3 separate regions of the Mus musculus genome follow, and regions 1 and 3 are each linked to region 2. A link is a loop called in an ENCODE intact Hi-C map of the cell type or tissue named here. Cell type or tissue: left cerebral cortex. All regions are shown on one strand. Region 1 overlaps Fars2 (phenylalanine-tRNA synthetase 2 (mitochondrial)). Region 2 overlaps Fars2 (phenylalanine-tRNA synthetase 2 (mitochondrial)). Region 3 overlaps Fars2 (phenylalanine-tRNA synthetase 2 (mitochondrial)).

Region 1 (2,500 bases), 170 kb after region 2:
CATGCCACCTCTTGACAGGTGAGTTGTAGAACCAGCTCTCCTACACTCTCTCCTAGGGTCAGTTCTCCTGTCTGCCTTCAGTAGTGAGGGGGTGGAAGGCATCTTCCCCCATCCAAGACCACTTCATAGCAGAGAAGTGATAGGGTCAGCTCTCCCTCACTGATACCCTCCAGCAATTAACCCACACCCCATCCGGGACAGCTCACTGGGACAAGCTCTTCCATCTGCCTCAGATGGTGAGGGGTGAGGGTTGGGGGGGGGTTCGCCTCTCATGTACTTAAACTTTAAATTTAAATCAAATTTCATCACAGGTACCCCAGTCATACTTTAGAAAAATGTATCTATAGTGTTTGTTGCTATTGCTGGTACTGGGCAGTCACTGTGGTCTTGGAATGTGTCCCCACCACTGAGTAGATAATCCACTCTTGATGGGCAGGCTCTGAAATAATTGCTGTATAGTGTGTCCATCTAGTCCTCAGAGATAGAAGAAGGAAATGGAGGTCTTGCTTCATAGGCAAGAACTCCAAGGCACAAGAGGTCATGCAGGGGCCCTAGATCTCACAGCAAAGAGAACGGGAATTGGAACCAGCTTTCTCTCAACTACAAAGTCAGGTGCTTCTCCATTCTCCCACAGCCTGGCAGCTCTCGGTCCTGTCCTTGGAAGTAACATCGAGCTGTCTCCCTCCCTCCCTCGTCTTGCCGCCCGTGCTTCTTGTCTGGCTTCCACGAGCTTCTGGATACATTGAATGAACTTGCTTTCTCCACTGAGCAGAAGAGTGATAACATGGGGCATCGGGCTGAACCTTTGTCTCTGACAAGCAGGAACTAGTTGACTACAAAGCCAAGGATCCAGCTTTCTCACTCTGTCAGTGGAACTCTTCTGGACAGCATCTTTCTGCACTGAGTAATCTCTGTGTGGATGGATAGGCAGTGTCTGCAGTGCCCACTGGTCATGCCTCGTCTATTCTGGGAGGTGTCAGGCATACCATCCAAGAACACAGAGTAGCTGCTCTGTCACAGATGGAAAAGCAGACTATTGTGGATGCTGTAGGAGATAGGTTTGGGCTGCATGTGAGGAAGGGTTTTATTTCAAGTTCAGAGCTAGTTTGGTTGCCACGGTGAACCCAGTGGTTGTATAATAGAAGTCTTCCCTCCCTCACCAAGACTCTGACCCATTGTTCCTTCTTTCCAGGCGGCTCCATAGCCCTGTACCCCTTCAGAAAATACCCCCCATACTTTGAGCTGGGGGGAGCACTAGTTAATCTTCAAGTAGTTCTGATGATGGTTCACTTTATTACTCTTTCTATTTTGTTTTAAGATATTTATTGCTCAGCTTTTTCACATTAAGACTGACACAAATATGAATATTTACAGGATGCAGTAAAATATTTTGAGCTATGTGTAATGATACAGTAATCAAGGTGCTTGGCATATCCGTCACCTCAGACATTCGTCATCTCTTTGTTTTGAGAACATTTAAAGTCCTCTTGTAGATAATGTAAAATATTCAAAACAGGGTCACTAGCCAGGGTCATCTGCTTTGCCACAGATCACTAGAGCCTGCTCCTTTCACCTTCCATAACTTTGTTGATCTTTCATCCCCACCCCAGCCTCTGGCAGCCCCCGCCCCTATTTTTTTTGTGAGACCAGCTTCTTTAGGCCCCACAAATAAGAGAGAGCACACACTGTGTCCCTTCTGTAATTGTCTTACTCCACTGAGCATAGCATCCTCGGGACCACCCATGCTGCTGCGATGACACCATCGCACCTTTTTAAAGACTGAGTAGTATTCCATTGAGTAAGTGTTCTTGATTTCTTCTTCCATTCACCCCCTGCCGGATGCTTGTGGTAATCTCATATCTTGGCTTTATGAATACTGTGCCAATAAGCATGGGGTCCAGGTCCTCTCAACACCTGTTAAAACCTCCTTTGGATGCATACCCTGAAGGGGATTGCTAAACCCTTTTAGGCATAAGCTTGACAGTCCTTTCACTGATCCAGACTTGACTGTTCTCAATCCCACGCAGCTTTCTCTTTGGTCTAAAGTTAGGAGTCTCGGAGGAGGAGGCACTAAAACAGAATCCCCCTCTGCTGGCTTGTCCCGCTGGCCTGCCTCCTCTCCCCATAGTTCACATGGGATTGCCCATCCTGGTTCTCAGTTTCTGCCTGAGCATCCGGACTTGGGTGGGAGGTGGAATTGGGTAAGCCTTGACGTTCAGAGTGGAGCAGGGAACAGGACCAAGGTGAAAGCAAGTCATGTGTTTTGTTTCCCCTAGTTGGACCCTGAAAGGGGGTGGGGGTGATGTCAGGCTGGTTGGGAGAAGCACAAGATGTTGTGGTATTGGCACAGCAGACCATCCTGAATCACTCAGGAGCAGACAAGGATGGTCACGTATGGCTGCCTGTGTCCAGTGTCTACAGGCAGAATGACCCAGATTTCTTTTTTGGTTTCTTCAGTGTCCAACTCTGTAACTAGACGAATAGCACCATGCCAGTGCAC
Region 2 (2,500 bases):
ACCATTCTTGATAGAAAAATGGTCAGGGAGTCAAGGTTTGACCTTCCCATTCCACGGAATGGTCTCACTCACACTGCCAGCACTTGCTTTTGGTTCTCTATAGGCTGCAGACAGAAATATGTCAATATGTGTGATTACTGAAAAGGTTGGGTAGCCAAAAGAAATTTTTTTAAGTATGAAAGTAAGCAATACTTTTGGGAGATCTGTCTATTTATTAGTTCTGGGATAGTCTCTCTGCATACGTAGAATTAAGGATTTGGGATTCATATCAGCATGGCAGAGTTCACAGAAAACTGAAAGGGATTATGTAGGAATGTTGTAGCTTTGACAGTGTGCAGGGTGATGAGAGCAAGTAACGTCACACAGGTGGGACACAGCATCTGCTCCTTGCTGTCTGGTTCCCTAGAAGCTGTGTCCATCTAAGGTTCAGAATGACTCGTCCTTAGAGAGTGCCCCCTGCAGCTAAAGGGGAAATCAGTACACTCTCAGAGGATCTGATTAGTGCAGTTTGACTAGGAATTCAGGGGCCATATTTTCATTTCACTAGAATGAAACCTAGGGGCTGGAGAGGTGGCTCAGAGGTAGAGTGCTTGCTGCTCTTCCATAGAATCAGATATCAGTTCCTGGCTCCCAAATTGGGTAGCTCACAACTTCCTGTATACTTTACTTCCTCTAATGCCCTCATCTGGCCTCCATGTACACACTGCACACACACACACACACACACACACACAACTTCCTGTATACTTTACTTCCTCTAATGCCCTCATCTGGCCTCCATGTACACACTGCACACACACACACACACACACACACACACACGCACACGCACACGCACACGTACACGTACACACAATACATATACTAAATACATACATACATACATACATACATACATACATACATACATCTTGAAAATGAAAAATAGAGTACACACGCAGAAAAAGGAAAGGAGGTTATGGTGCCAATAAGATTGACTCAGAGTCTTTAACTGGGTTCTCTTTTACTTGGAATTAAAAACCCAAGTCAGCCATATGTGTTGCCTGCAAGTGGTGCTGCTGAAAAGCCACCAGTGTGTTGCTGAACATGGTCCCCTGGGGCACCGTCTCTCTGAGCATCACACACAGGCAGTCTTGTAGCCAGGTGTGTGCAAGGTGTGTGCTGTGCTTATTCTTTGCTTTGAGCTCTGGGTTCCTGCACAGCCAACAGCTGCTTTGCTGAAACTGCTGTCGGGGCCAAGTGTGCGCCTTCCGCCTGTGCACAGCAGGGCCTGTGCAGGAGGCTGTTTCTCCTGTGGGTCTGAAAGTGATCCTGAGTGAGACACCCCACTCAGGCATTTAGCTCAGCCTCAGAACCAGATGCCAGCTCCCTTCCTGTGAGTAACCACTAACCTTTATAAAGCATGCAAGCACCCACAGCAGCTGCCAAGTGCTTGCCAGGTGCTTACGAATGGTTTTTACCACTGTGCCATAGAATAAGCACTGAGTGCACGTTTTACACATGGCAAAATTGATATTTAGAGAATGTAGAAATTTGTCCAGAGTTATACAACCATCAGGTAGAACCTGACAAATAGCTCTGGAGGCATCTGGGAGCAGTCACTAACCAGCAATTTCATTCAGTCCTGTCTGACAATTCATGGCAGAGCCTTTGCCATTGGACAACTAAGTTTCTGTGTGTGCCCCTCAACAACTGGGTAACTTTTGATCATATTTCACCAGATAAACAAAATGGCCTTTCAGTGTTTAAAAAGAAAAAACAATTGTGATAGTTTTGATTTTTTGTTGTTTTGTTTTGTTTGGGGGGGTTGTTTTTGTTGTTGTTTTTACATTAGTTGAAAGTCAGAGACAAAGACTAATGAACTTTCTAGAATCATTGCACTCTAGAATAACTGAGTTCAGCATTGCGGACACTGTGATGGACCATGCTTACTTGTCTTTGACAACAGAGTACATTCAGGCAGCACTCACTGAGAGCCATTTGGGGAACTGCCTGTGATTGTTTGGTCAACACATGAGGGGCATTAAGAAGTAACTGTGCTTCCATGTCTTTGATTTCAACCCTCATTTGGTCATCATTACAGCCACTCACTGTATATCACCATTGTATATCACAAATATATCACCAGTGGATGACTGTTCCTTTGCTTAAAGAGTACTGTGCACACAGAATGGTTCCAGGTACCAAGCATAGCCCCGTTCTTGCTTACCCTCTGTAAAATTAAGAAATTAGAACGTAATAGATGTTTCTGTCTGTTACATGCACAGATAGGTCTCAGGCCACCAGTGTTCACTGAGTATCTGTTCTGCTCACAGCCAGTTGAGCAGTTTTTGCAAGATTTGGAGAAGAATCATTCATACTTAACTGTGCCTCAGTTTCTTTAGCTATAAAATTAATGAATGTAATGCCACTTCTAGATAATTTCATTTACATGGCATCATAAATATCTTCCAGAGATGCATGGATGTGTTCAAATTATTAATAAACTCATTGTCTAGTA
Region 3 (2,500 bases), 120 kb after region 2:
TTTCTTGTAAAGAAAGCTAAAAACCAGTATATGCTGGGCATTCTGTTAGCAGAGTAAAGTGGGGTGCATTTTCTGGGCAGTGCTCCTAGTTCCATGATCATGAGATGCTTCTCAGGGGCTGGGGTGGAGATTGACAGTTCATCTGAATGTAAGAGCAGCAGAGTGAATAGCTAGCTCAGGTGCCAAGGCAACAGGATACTTGGGATGTTGTAAACACAGGAAAGAGGCCTTGGTTCTGAGCCCAGTGAGGAGAGTGTGATAAGAGGGAAGACCAGAGAGGTGCTGTGCCCCACGTGATCTAGCTCAGAAACCAAGGTCAAGCCCTGGTGTTATTGCAGGTACCCCTAAGGTGATCTTGGGAATGTTTGTGACAACAGGACAATAGCCCCTCCTCCCAAAAAGAAAATACCCTGCATCTATCCCCAAAGATTATATATAGCACGATATTTTATATACAAATCAAGTCATAAGCTATTGTGGTTGTGGTAGGGGTAAAAAGTCAACAAATCAACAGTATTAATGTTCACAGAGAGGCATCCAGACGTTGGCGTGGGGAGACTCCAGAGGGCAGGAAGGTCAATGTTCTGATATACATTGGCTTTGTGGGGATTTTGTATCTCAGGAGAAACAGTGAAGAAAAGCAGACAGTGAAGTGGCCCAACTGGCTGTGGAGGCTGTGCATCATGACAGGCAAAGTATGGAGTGCAGGGTGGAGGGTGGAGCTCGCTGACAGAACATGTGCTTAGCAGGGACAGTGCTAAGATTCTATCCGGAAAACCACAACCACTAAAACAAAGGAAAGGAGAGGAGAGAACGGTCAAATTGTAACATGTTTTAGTTTTTATTCACCAAGAGTTAACTTCTAGCTTGTTTGGACTGTAGCTGCATGCAAGTGTACCACTGTGGTAAGAACATGGGTCCTAGGAGAAAGCTGCTTGGGTTTGAAACTTTCAAGACCAACTGTGCAACCCAGGGCATATTGCTGATACTGCTAGACCTCCATGTCACCTGTGGTGAACTAGTGGCAGTCCCCCCTTGCAGGGCTGCTAGGACTGGTTACTGGGATACAGTGTACCCACTGTCACTCCAAAGTCTCTCAGAAAGTCTCTCTTCTGAATACCCTCAACTTCTCACCATTCTTTCCTTTCTTTGTTAGGGTAACTAGGGACCAGAAATGAAGCAGCTTTGTGGTTCTGTTTTGTTTTGTTTTGTTTGTGAGAGAAAAGTTGTTGAATCTGTTCTTAAGAATGTTTGAATTCAATTCTTTTTGCCTGAGGATGATATTTTTATCTTAGATGATTGTTCTTTGAACAAGCAGGGAGGAAGCAAAATGAAATTGGGAGGCTGCGTGCTCTCATCCTGAAAAGAAGCTTCGGGGCTTTGGGCCAAAATGTGGCTGGAAATGAATTTGAAAAAACACCCATAGCGGGCAGCCTGCTGATGACAGGCTCATTCCCCCAGGACTGCAGAAACCCTCCACAGTGCTGGTCATGCTGGGATGCCCCCGTGTGGGGCTGACAGAGAGAGGGCCTCAGTGGGAACTGCAGACCTGCTCCAGGCAGGGCTTTCTTAGTGCACTTCCTCCCCACGCTGCACGCTGGAATTCTCATGAGCAGGTTTGGAATGCGCCTCATTAGTCTGTGTCCATAATTATATTGGCTATTTTTCTCATCACTGTTTCCCAATACCTGGCAAGAAACAATTTATGGGAGGTTCAAAGGTAAGTTTTGATTCAGACCCTCAGTCCAGAATCGTGGGGACAGCACATCCAGTTAATGGTGGCAGGAACATGTGTCTGGGACTCATTTCTCAGCAAGCCAGAATGCAGAAGTGCATCAGAAACAGGAAAGGTTGTAACCCTCTGATCTACCCCTGGGGTTACAGACCCGGGTCCAAAGGTTCCAGAGCCTCCTGAAACAGCACCAACATCCAGGTACCAAGTAGTAAAACAAATGTGTCCATGAGGAACAGTTTCACATCTAGACCCTAAGGATAGTTTAGACCCTTTTTCCTAAAGCAGGAGTCACCCAGGCCTGTCAGCCAGCAGGGACCAACATGGTAGATATTAGTGGCTTCCATGCCACACTTGAGAACTGTAAACTGATTTCAGGTCCCACTGATGAAGAGGACCTAGTAGAGACCAGAGCAAGTAGCAGTAATAGGGGACTCCATTGCTATAGCTGCTATTAATATTATCATCATCAGTGCTGTTATTTTGGGAATGTTAATTGGAAGGCAGGTGGGTAAACTTCAGCAGGTAAGTGACTGTTGCAGTGGGGCACACTGGCACTTCAAGACCTGACTTGAAAAGACTGTGTACCATAACTGCACCCCCACCGAGGCACCTGCTCTGTGCCTCCTCTCACAAATAGAAATTCTATTTTTCTTTCATTCTGAAACCTTTTTTTAAATCCTCACTTGGCATTAATCACATGCCACAACCCTTCCTCAGGATGTGCAACCAATATACGCATGTATAGTGAAGCCCTTCCCACAGATG

Evidence for each region. A loop is a pair of places that touch in the nucleus more often than their neighbours do. Peaks named below come from ENCODE experiments on the same cell type or tissue, not always from the same donor. Only the 100,000 strongest peaks of a DNase experiment are listed, where the experiment ranks them.
Region 1: it touches region 2 in a loop (6-fold over the local background); 2 of 42 quality-filtered maps call a loop at or near these places.
Region 3: it touches region 2 in a loop (3-fold over the local background); 2 of 42 quality-filtered maps call a loop at or near these places.

The regions. Positions count from the first base shown.
Region 1 is chr13:36,531,123-36,533,622 of GRCm38, forward strand. The region is part of intron 6 of Fars2 (phenylalanine-tRNA synthetase 2 (mitochondrial)); the gene reads left to right. Among named protein-coding and RNA genes, the nearest start is that of Gm46409, 81 kb to the right of the region's middle. In left cerebral cortex, no CTCF peak of the experiment used is centred here; DNase peaks (open chromatin) are centred at 980, 2,106 and 2,481; H3K27ac peaks cover 1,980 bases.
Region 2 is chr13:36,365,201-36,367,700 of GRCm38, forward strand. The region is part of intron 5 of Fars2 (phenylalanine-tRNA synthetase 2 (mitochondrial)); the gene reads left to right. Among named protein-coding and RNA genes, the nearest start is that of Gm40912, 160 kb to the left of the region's middle. In left cerebral cortex, no CTCF peak of the experiment used is centred here; a DNase peak (open chromatin) is centred at 1,262; H3K27ac peaks cover 652 bases.
Region 3 is chr13:36,489,314-36,491,813 of GRCm38, forward strand. The region is part of intron 6 of Fars2 (phenylalanine-tRNA synthetase 2 (mitochondrial)); the gene reads left to right. Among named protein-coding and RNA genes, the nearest start is that of Gm46409, 120 kb to the right of the region's middle. In left cerebral cortex, no CTCF peak of the experiment used is centred here; a DNase peak (open chromatin) is centred at 1,453; H3K27ac peaks cover 895 bases.